2 separate regions of the Homo sapiens genome follow, and region 2 is linked to region 1. A link is an interaction called in ENCODE POLR2A ChIA-PET data of the cell type or tissue named here. Cell type or tissue: OCI-LY7. All regions are shown on one strand. Each heading gives the region's core, and the rest is flanking DNA. Links, peaks and the distances in the headings are about the cores only.

The links. Peaks named below come from ENCODE experiments on the same cell type or tissue, not always from the same donor. Only the 100,000 strongest peaks of a DNase experiment are listed, where the experiment ranks them.
Region 2: POLR2A ChIA-PET joins it to region 1 with 5 read pairs; 1 of 35 experiments calls an interaction of 5 or more read pairs at or near these places.

The regions. Positions count from the first base shown.
Region 1 is chr6:38,022,566-38,026,958 of GRCh38, reverse strand. All of the region lies in intron 2 of ZFAND3 (zinc finger AN1-type containing 3), which reads right to left. Among named protein-coding and RNA genes, the nearest start is that of ZFAND3, 210 kb to the right of the region's middle. In OCI-LY7, for the core only: a CTCF peak has its summit at 2,401 (motif pointing left); a DNase peak (open chromatin) is centred at 2,428.
Region 2 is chr6:37,554,641-37,559,033 of GRCh38, reverse strand. MIR4462 (microRNA 4462) reads left to right here and starts at 3,612; the gene lies at 3,612-3,669. RefSeq lists enhancers at 1,706-1,915, 2,126-2,225, 2,336-2,385, 2,936-3,025. In OCI-LY7, for the core only: no CTCF peak of the experiment used is centred there; a DNase peak (open chromatin) is centred at 2,033.

The sequences.
Region 1 (4,393 bases), core at 160-4,159:
TAGTAAACACTAATTGATTCAAAAACTTAGACCTGGAATTTCATCTGTAAAGAGTAAATTAGCTAATGTGCAGGCAGGAAATAAAACTAAATTTGCTTCCCAAATAGTGTCCCAAACCTTGAGGGAGATACCTAGTATTAAATTACACTCTCTCTCTCTCTCTCTCTCTCTGGTTATTAAAATGCAAAGAGCCATAATATCTACCACATAAGATCCTAAAATTGGATTGGCCGGGCGTGGTAGCTCACGCCTGTAATCCTAGCACTTTGGGAGGCCAAGGTGGGCGGACTGCCTGAGCTCAGAAGTTCAGGATCAGCCTGGGCAACATGGTGAAGCCCCATCTCCACTAAAAATACAAAAAATTAGTGGGGCATGGGGGTGCACACCTGTAGACCCAGCTACTTGGGAGGCTGAGGCACGAGAATCACTTGAACCTGGAGGCAGAGGTTGCAGTGAGCTGAAATCCTGCCACTTCACTCCAGCCTGGGTGACAGAGTGAGACTCTTGTCTCAAAAAAAAAAAAAAAAAAAAAAAAAATCCTAAAGTAATACAAATAATAAATGCTAGCAGAATCCATAATGTAATGTAGAATGTCAAGGCTAAGTAATCATCCTCTGAGACCTTATATAGTTAGTGTTTTCCTGATCACAGTGCTAAAACAGACGGCAAAAGAAGGAGTAGTTCTGGACCTTGGGACTAGAGAAACAGGATTTATGAAGAAAAGTCATAAAACAATATATCAAGTATAAAAATGATCCAGTATAAACTGGATGTAAGTGTATTTAGGGGACAGAGACATTAAGAGGTTTGCTGAAGAACTTGGTTTAGAAATGGATCTGATAAAGAATTTGTCAATAATTTATATTTTAAGTAATAGGTTATTTTTGTAACAGCTTTATTGAGATACAATTTACATATTATAAAACTCACCTAAGGTGTACAATTCAATAGTTCAATAGTTTTAGGCAGAGTATATTCACAGAGTTGTGCAAGCATCACAACCAATTTTAGATTGTTTTCATCACCCCAGAAAGAAACCCTGTACCCTTTAGCAAGGACCACTCATTCCCTTCCGACTTTCCAGACAACTCCCACCGGCAGCTCTAAGCAAAACAATCTACTTTCTGTCCCTGTAGATCTGCCTATTTTGGACATTTCATATAAGTGAAATCATACAACATACAGTCTTTCATGACTGGCTCCTTTTACACAGCATGAAAGTTTTCAAAATTCATCTATGTTGTGGCATGTATCAGTGCTTCATTCTTTTATATCTCTGAATAATATTCCCTGTATGGATGAATGAGACTGGCCAAAAGATGAGTAAGCAAGCTATTTGCCAAACTAGTCTTCTGTTTAAAGGCTAATGTTTTATAGTAATAAATACCACTAATTCAGCATAACTATTTCACTAAGAACAAAACAGACCAAAAAAAAAGGAGTTCACAAGATTCAATATCTTCATGTATACTTTTTGTAGTAATGACTCTGATGTTAATACAAGTTTCAAAAAAATAAAAATTCAGAGAAATTATCTTTTCTTCCATACCATTTAAATACCACTTAAATTACTTGGATATTGTGCCTCCTAAAAAAGGGGGGATAAAAACAAACCACCACTTCTAATTAAGAGGTGAAAGTACCACCAGTAATTATGAAAAAGTATTGATGTGACTAAAAAAAGACCTTTGTCTCTCCTGAGTAATGTCCCTTAATAAGAGTATGTGACTTGTGAATTCCTATAGGAAAAATGAATTTTTAATGTTGCCATTTTTACAGCAGCTTAAGCCCTGAGTCAGAAAATGGAAACATATTTCTAAAACAAAGGAATGTAATGAATGGATCCAATATTAACATCTACTAGACATGTGAAATCTGAGAAGAGTAGCTCTCAGAATGATCATGTGACATGTGAATGGATACCAGATATATTAAAGGATTTAACCAAAGGAGAAATAATGAACAATACATATGTATTTTCTACTTTAGTGAAATTCACAGAACATAAAATAAACCATTTTAAAGTGAATAACTCAGTGGCATTTAGTGCATTTACAACTTTGTTTGACCATTGCCTCTCTCTAGTTCCAAAACATTTTCATCAACCCAAAAGGAATCCCCATACTCATTAAGCAATTGCTCCCCATTCCCTCTCCTATTGCCCCTGGTAACCACCAATCTGAGTCTACCTCTACAGACTTACCTATTCTGCATATTTCATACAAATAGAATCATATAATATGTGACCTCTTGTGTCTGGTTTCTTTTACTTGACATAAATGTTTTTGAGGTTTGTCCATGTTGTAGCATGTATCATCTGTACTTCATACCTTTTCATGGCAGAGTAATATTCCACTGTATGGATATACCACCATTTATTTAATCATTCATCCAATGGAAGAAATAGGCTGCTGCCTGCCACCTACTGGCTATTGTGAATAGTGCTGCAACAAACATGCACGTTTAGGTACTTTTTTTTTTTTTTTTTGAGACGGAGTCTCGCTCTGTCGCCCAGCCTGGAGTGCAGTGGCACATCTCAGCTCACTGCAAGCTCCACCTCCCGGGTTCATGCCATTCTCCTGCCTCGGCCTCCCAAGTAGCTGGGACTATAGGCACCCAGCCACTAAGCCTGGCTAATTCTTTGTATTTTTTAGTAGAGACAGTTTCACCATGTTAGCCAGGATGGTCTTGATCTCCTGACCTCATGATCTGCCCGCCTCGGCCTCCCAAAGTACTGGGATTACAGACGTGAGCCCCCACACCTGGCCATATATGTACTTTTTTATACACCTGTTTTGAATTTTCAATAACTAGTATTGGAACTGCTGGGTTGAATCATACATTTTTAAAGAAAGGAATACTGAACCCAGTGATTTCTACAGTTGGTCAATAGTAGTAACCTGGTTTCGTCTCGTTTGTTTGATTTAAAGAGACGGTATCTCACTGTTTTGTTCAGGTTGGTGTGCAGTGGTTATTCACAGGCTCAATCTTAGTGCCCTACAGCTTTGACCTCCTGGGCTCAACCAAGCCTCCTGCCTCAGCCTCCCGAGTAGCTGGGACTACATACACATACCACTGCACCCAACCTGCTTTTAAAAATTGGCCTTTTCCCCTAATAATGGAGTAATTTAGACAGTGATAGGACGTATCAGAGACTAAACTGAGTAAGGAAGCGGAAATACCACTTAAATTATTATACATCACTTTTTTGTAAAAGCTATTTCTTCTTCTTGAATTGTTCTGGATTTTTCCAGACAAGTAAAAGACATTTGTCTATAGGTGTATGAAACTGCTCTTACATTTGAATATTTTCCTCATGCCAAAATGAAAAGTTTCTTCCTTGCCTATGCCAAAAAGTCAGATTACAGGTAGCTTAGAGGCAGGACATTCTAGATTCTAAAACTTTCAAATCTTATTTAAGTTGACCAATAAAAATTACATAGTCATACACAACATGTTGTTTCAAAATATATACACATTGTGGAATGGCTAAATCAAGCTAATTAACATATGCATTACTTCATATACTTATCATTTTTTGATCTCTCAAATCTTTTTAAAATATAAAACTTCCATGTTGTTATTGAAATGTCTTAAAATGTTATTAAATGTCTCATGCTAAGCTGTTGGGAATAATACTTCAATCACATCAACTGTCTTCAATGAAAAGGGGTAATGTCTACCTTAAAATACATATTACACACACATGCATAGCTCCTTCTCTAGAGAGGTTTTGTGAATAAAAACCTATCGGAAGGATAAAACCCTCCTTGATTCAGTGTCTGGCTAGCTTTCTTCTGAAAGCTCCTTGTAGCCTTATAGATTCATGGTTAGAGTGTATTGAAAGGTATTACCAAACGCTTTTTCTCCCAGTAATTTTTACAAATTGATGAATTCACAAAGAATAGTACATTCTAGTAGCAACTTTGATTTTACTTATTTTCAAAGAATATGCATTCTTTGTCCTTAAAGCTAACCACTCCCAACACACATACCCGTTCCTTGCCTTTACAAGAGAAAAAGGAAAGAAAACAAAACAGTCATCAAGACAGCTAGTGGCTGAACTATACTAAGAGTCCTTACTCCAGCCCAAGGCTGTTCCAATCAAGTTGTGCTGTGCCCTGCAGGATCAAAATAATGGTAATCCTAAAGTTAAGTACATATTACAAGTTAGTAGAAATTACACAATTTACCTATCTGCTCTTAGATAAATTCTGACCAAATGGTAAAGGGATAGAAAAGCAAGGTTAAAGTCTTTAGACTCAAACAAAATCAAGTCTGTACCCCATTAATACTTAGGAGCTACATGACCTAAGCAAGTCACATTAAAATTATTTGGGCCTATTTCCTCATTTGAAAAATGGAGTGGGAAGAGGACGGTATTTTAAGGATT
Region 2 (4,393 bases), core at 275-4,274, 470 kb after region 1:
GAGGAAAAGTGGGGGTGGCATGGGGTGGGGAGTGGGGACACCAGCCCAGGTGGCAAAAACAGCCCAATTCATAAAGCGACACCCAGCTTGGGCACTACTCCAAGGTGAGCCCGCGGCGTCGGAGTGGGTCAGCCGGCTGTTCAGGAGCTGGCAGGGCAAGCCTCCATGGACTGTGGGCTTGATTTTAGGGACAATGGTGAGAGACACGAGTGGTGTCCACGCACTCATGCTGGGCACCTACGGTGTGCCGGCCCGAGCTGGGGGCGGGAGGCTAGCTCAGTTGTTGGGATAGAAGTAAGAAGACCTCGGGGCAGAGGAAACCAACGAATCTGATCAGGTCACTCCTTGGGTTAACTCCCTCAGCAGCTCCCACCACCCTCAGGATAAAGGCCAGACCCCTCAGCAGGGAGGCAAGGCCCTCTCACCCTGTCTGTTCCCCATCTCCTCCCTCTGGCCCTTCCATGTGTGGGACTCAATGCTCCCTCCAGGGCCTTGCAGTGGCTGTGCCGTCTGTCTGAAACACCCTCCCCACCGCTGTCTCCTCCATTTACTGAACACCTAGCCATCCTTCAAGACTTAGCTCCATGCTCCCTCTTCTTAGTGAGGTTTTTGCTGAGCCCGGCCCCTCCCCAGTGAAACTGGCCATTCTCCTTTGGGCCTCACAGTACCACATGTACCAGAATACTTCACGGCCCTTGTCTGTCTGTTTCCTGCATGAGGTCCCTTAGAGCAGAGGCTATGCTGCTGGCTTAGAATCTTCAGGTGAATCACTCACCTGTGCTGCTCAGGTAGCTGATTAGAGGCAGAAGAGTTGTTCCAATGTCCACCCCCTCAACACCGCCTCAGGATAATTGGAGCTGAGCCCTCGCCTTGTCAAAAGAAGAGTACAGGGACCAGAGTCTGGGAGATTAGCCTAAGAAATGTTTTGAGGCAATTAATGCCACTCAGAGTTCAGAAGGAAGGGCAGGGTCATGGTTTGGTGGCAGAGGATCGGGAGCTTCAAGTTGGGAGAGGGTGGGCTCAGGGGTAGAGAGTGTGCTGAGGACTCAGGGTGATGAGGCAGGGACTGGGAGAGAAGATCAGGGGAGGAAAGCTGCCGCCCACTCTGCCATCAGGTACCAATGACTCAGGGCAGAGTCCATCTGGGGAGGGCCAGCGTGAGAGTCGGGCTAATCCCAGGAAAGTGAATCTGCCACAGAGAGATTTTTATCCGATTTGCCATGGTCTCCCTCCAGGGACTTCATGTTCTGCTAAGACAGAGGCAAAGAGAAAGCTCACCCCTGGAGATGACCTCTTTGAGTCTCTGGCTGTGCTTCTATTCGGAGGAAGACATAGGCGTCTGTGCCACAGCATCCCCTAGGGAGGACCTGGAGCGGGCTGCAGGGAACAGAGCTGAGAAGTCAGGGAGAGGTAGGGAAAGGTCAGGGGAAGCAAGGCAGAGGTTAAGGGAGGCCTTGGGAGAAGGCAGGGTCACAGAAACCATGAAAATGCAGGAGGCCCCAGCCCAGCACCATGGGGAGGCTGCACAAGGAGGCCCACAGAGCCCCCGGAAGACAAAAGCCAGGGTCAGAGAGGATGTGGGGCCGAGGCTAACTGCACTGACGGATGGTAGCTTCTCTTTCCCCGGGTGCTCCTGAGGGAAAGGGGGATTTCTAAAGTCCCATGTGGCTTGGGTCCCCATACACTAATCCACAGAGGATCGTATGACTAAGCAAGACCTCCTGGGCCACCAGAGCGTCCTGTCAGCATCCACTGAGGTGGGGACTGCGCTTGGCACCTGGAAAGAAGGCCCCAGTCTGCCCTGAGCCTGATGGCCAAGATGGTCGCATCTGGCCCACCGTGGAGTCAGGGCAAGGGCCTAGGTCAGAGGGAACGGGACGCCCTCCCTCCAGATCATGAGGCCTGGACAGCCGGACGGGGATCAAGACAGTTGCCAGGGAGGGATGGAAAAAAGAAGAGGTAAAGCCACTGCTGTAAGAGGCTAGCCCCATCTCAGTGGCTCAGCCTGTGAAAGTTCATTTCCTGCTCAGTCACAGTCCAGCGCCAGCACTGCTGTCAGGGTGGCCTCCCCTGGCTCCCTCCCTCCTCTGGCTCTGCCCCCTTGAAGACCTCTGACTTCTCCTTGTGCAGCCGCCAGACAGGGAAAGACCAATTCTTCATCCTTCCATCTGAAAGCAGCACACCACGCCTTGCACAGAGTCCATAGGGGAGAACTAGAAATTCGGCCCCACATATACACAAAGGGTTCTGAAAAATGGGGTTCCTGGCTGGGCAGCTACTTCTCAGCCAGACACTCCACACCGAGGAAAGAGGAGCCTGGATTTGTAACGGACTGTGGGCCAGGTCTGCCTCCGGTACCAGCATCCACTGTATACCTCTTCTGGGCTGGGCTTCTCATCTTTGCAGCCACTGTTGAAAATGAAAGACAGCTATTTTTTATGTTTTATGTTTTTGGGGATAGAGTTTCGCTCTTGTCACCGAGGCTGGAGTGCAGTGGCACAGTCTCAGTTTACTGCAACCTCCGCCTCCCGGGTTCAAGCGATTCTCCTGCGTCAGCCTCCCGAGTAGCTGGGATTACAGGCACTCGCCACCACACCCAGCTAATTTTTGTATTGTTAGTAGAGACGGGGTTTCACCATGTTAGCCAGGATGGTCTCGATCTCTTGACCACGTGATCCACCCGCCTCGGCCTCCCTAAGTGCTGGGATTACAGGTGTGAGCCACCGCGCCCAGCCAGGGCTTTTCTTGATGTTAAAAGTTCTCGAGAAGAAGGAGACTTCCAGGACTTTCCAGGGTCCCATACTCATTTGAGAGTGCTGAGATTACAGGCGTGAGCCACCACGCCAGGCCTAGACCCATTTTACACGTGAGAAACGGAAGAAGCTCAGAGATGTCCAGACTCAGCCGGCGGTGGCACAGCTGGCTGTGAAGCTGGGTGCTCGCAGGCCAAGGCCACGTCACTTTCTCTTCCCAGCTCACCGGGTTGTTTCTCTAGAAAATGCCCGAGAGATGGAGACAGACAAAAAGGAGGAAGTAGGGGCGTGGTGAGGGAGAGAAAGAAAAGACAGGGGAGAGAGGACAAGCCAGAGAGAGGCACAAATGGAAAGAGAAAATCTCAGAGCCTCACAGTAGTGAAGCTTGAGATGAGAAAGAACGGTGACTCCGTCTCCCCACCCACCCCACCTTCTCCTGCAAAAATGACTTGTCTCCCAGGGAGGGCCACTGGGCATCCCCGTTCCACACCCCTGCTGGCTTCAGGGCCAACCCTAGGTCACCTCCCCTGAGCTCCCCCTGCTTGGTCTCACCTCTTTGTGGGAAGGTCTGGCTTTAAATGTGCCCCAGATACCCAAGTTCAAATCCAGCCTCTGCACTTACTACTGACAGACCTTGAGCGATTGAGGAGCTCAGTGAAGATGCGGTGGGTGAATGAAAGCACTTTGTAAACCCCAGCAAGAGATGGTTCTGGGTTGCCTGTTCTCAGGGGCGAGATGGGGAGCAGCTCAGGGAGCATGAAGGGGATGGCGGCGTGAAGCCCTGCTGGCTTCCTGCCCTAGACAGTGCCCCGAGGGAGGGACGGGAAGATATAAATAAGACACGTAAAGGCCTCTGTGCTTCCCAGCTGCCCTAAGTCAGGAGTGGCTTTCCTGACACGGAGGGTGGCTTGGGAAATGAAAAGTGAATGGGTTGCTAAAATGTTTTACTTCCCCGGTGTTGTTGGTGGGGCTTTAATGAGGAGCCATGCATCACTTGGCCCCCTCGCCCCGGCAGATGATAAAGGGCCACCGCTCCCCGCGGGCCTCAGAACAACCCACCACTGCCTGGCTTGTAAATTGTTATGGCCCAATGAAGAGCTTGCCCTTAAATGTCACTCACCCAGGAATTAAGGTGAAGACAGGCACAGGGACTTGCCAGTGGCACGGCCCAAGGTGGGGGCTAGCAGGAGTGGGCCCTGCAGGATGGGGTGAGGGGCAGACTCCTCGGGAAGGGCAGTTGGATACCAGGTCTGGGGTTAATGAAAAGTGCCCCCTGCCCCCTAAGTGATCATTATCTCCAGTAATTATCCTTGCTCCTGGGGGGAAGCAGGGAGGGGCGCACTGAAGAGCTGTCATTAGAATGGACTGGCTAAAGAATCCAGACCTGGCGCACTGGCCTGGGGTCCTCAGCCTCTCTCCCCCTCTCTCTTCCCCATTCCATCTCCCCGCCACCCCACCTGTCTTCCTCCCCACCTCCACCTCTCTCCCCCCTCCCTGCCAATCTTTCTCTCTCAACCCAGTTGCCTGCATGGTTCACAGGTTTCTCTTTGCCCTGTGGACCCCAGGGTAGATTGAGAAGGAATCTTAATGAGTCTGACTCAGGCCGGCATCACGCAGGCTGCCCCGCTGTCTAGCTTCAT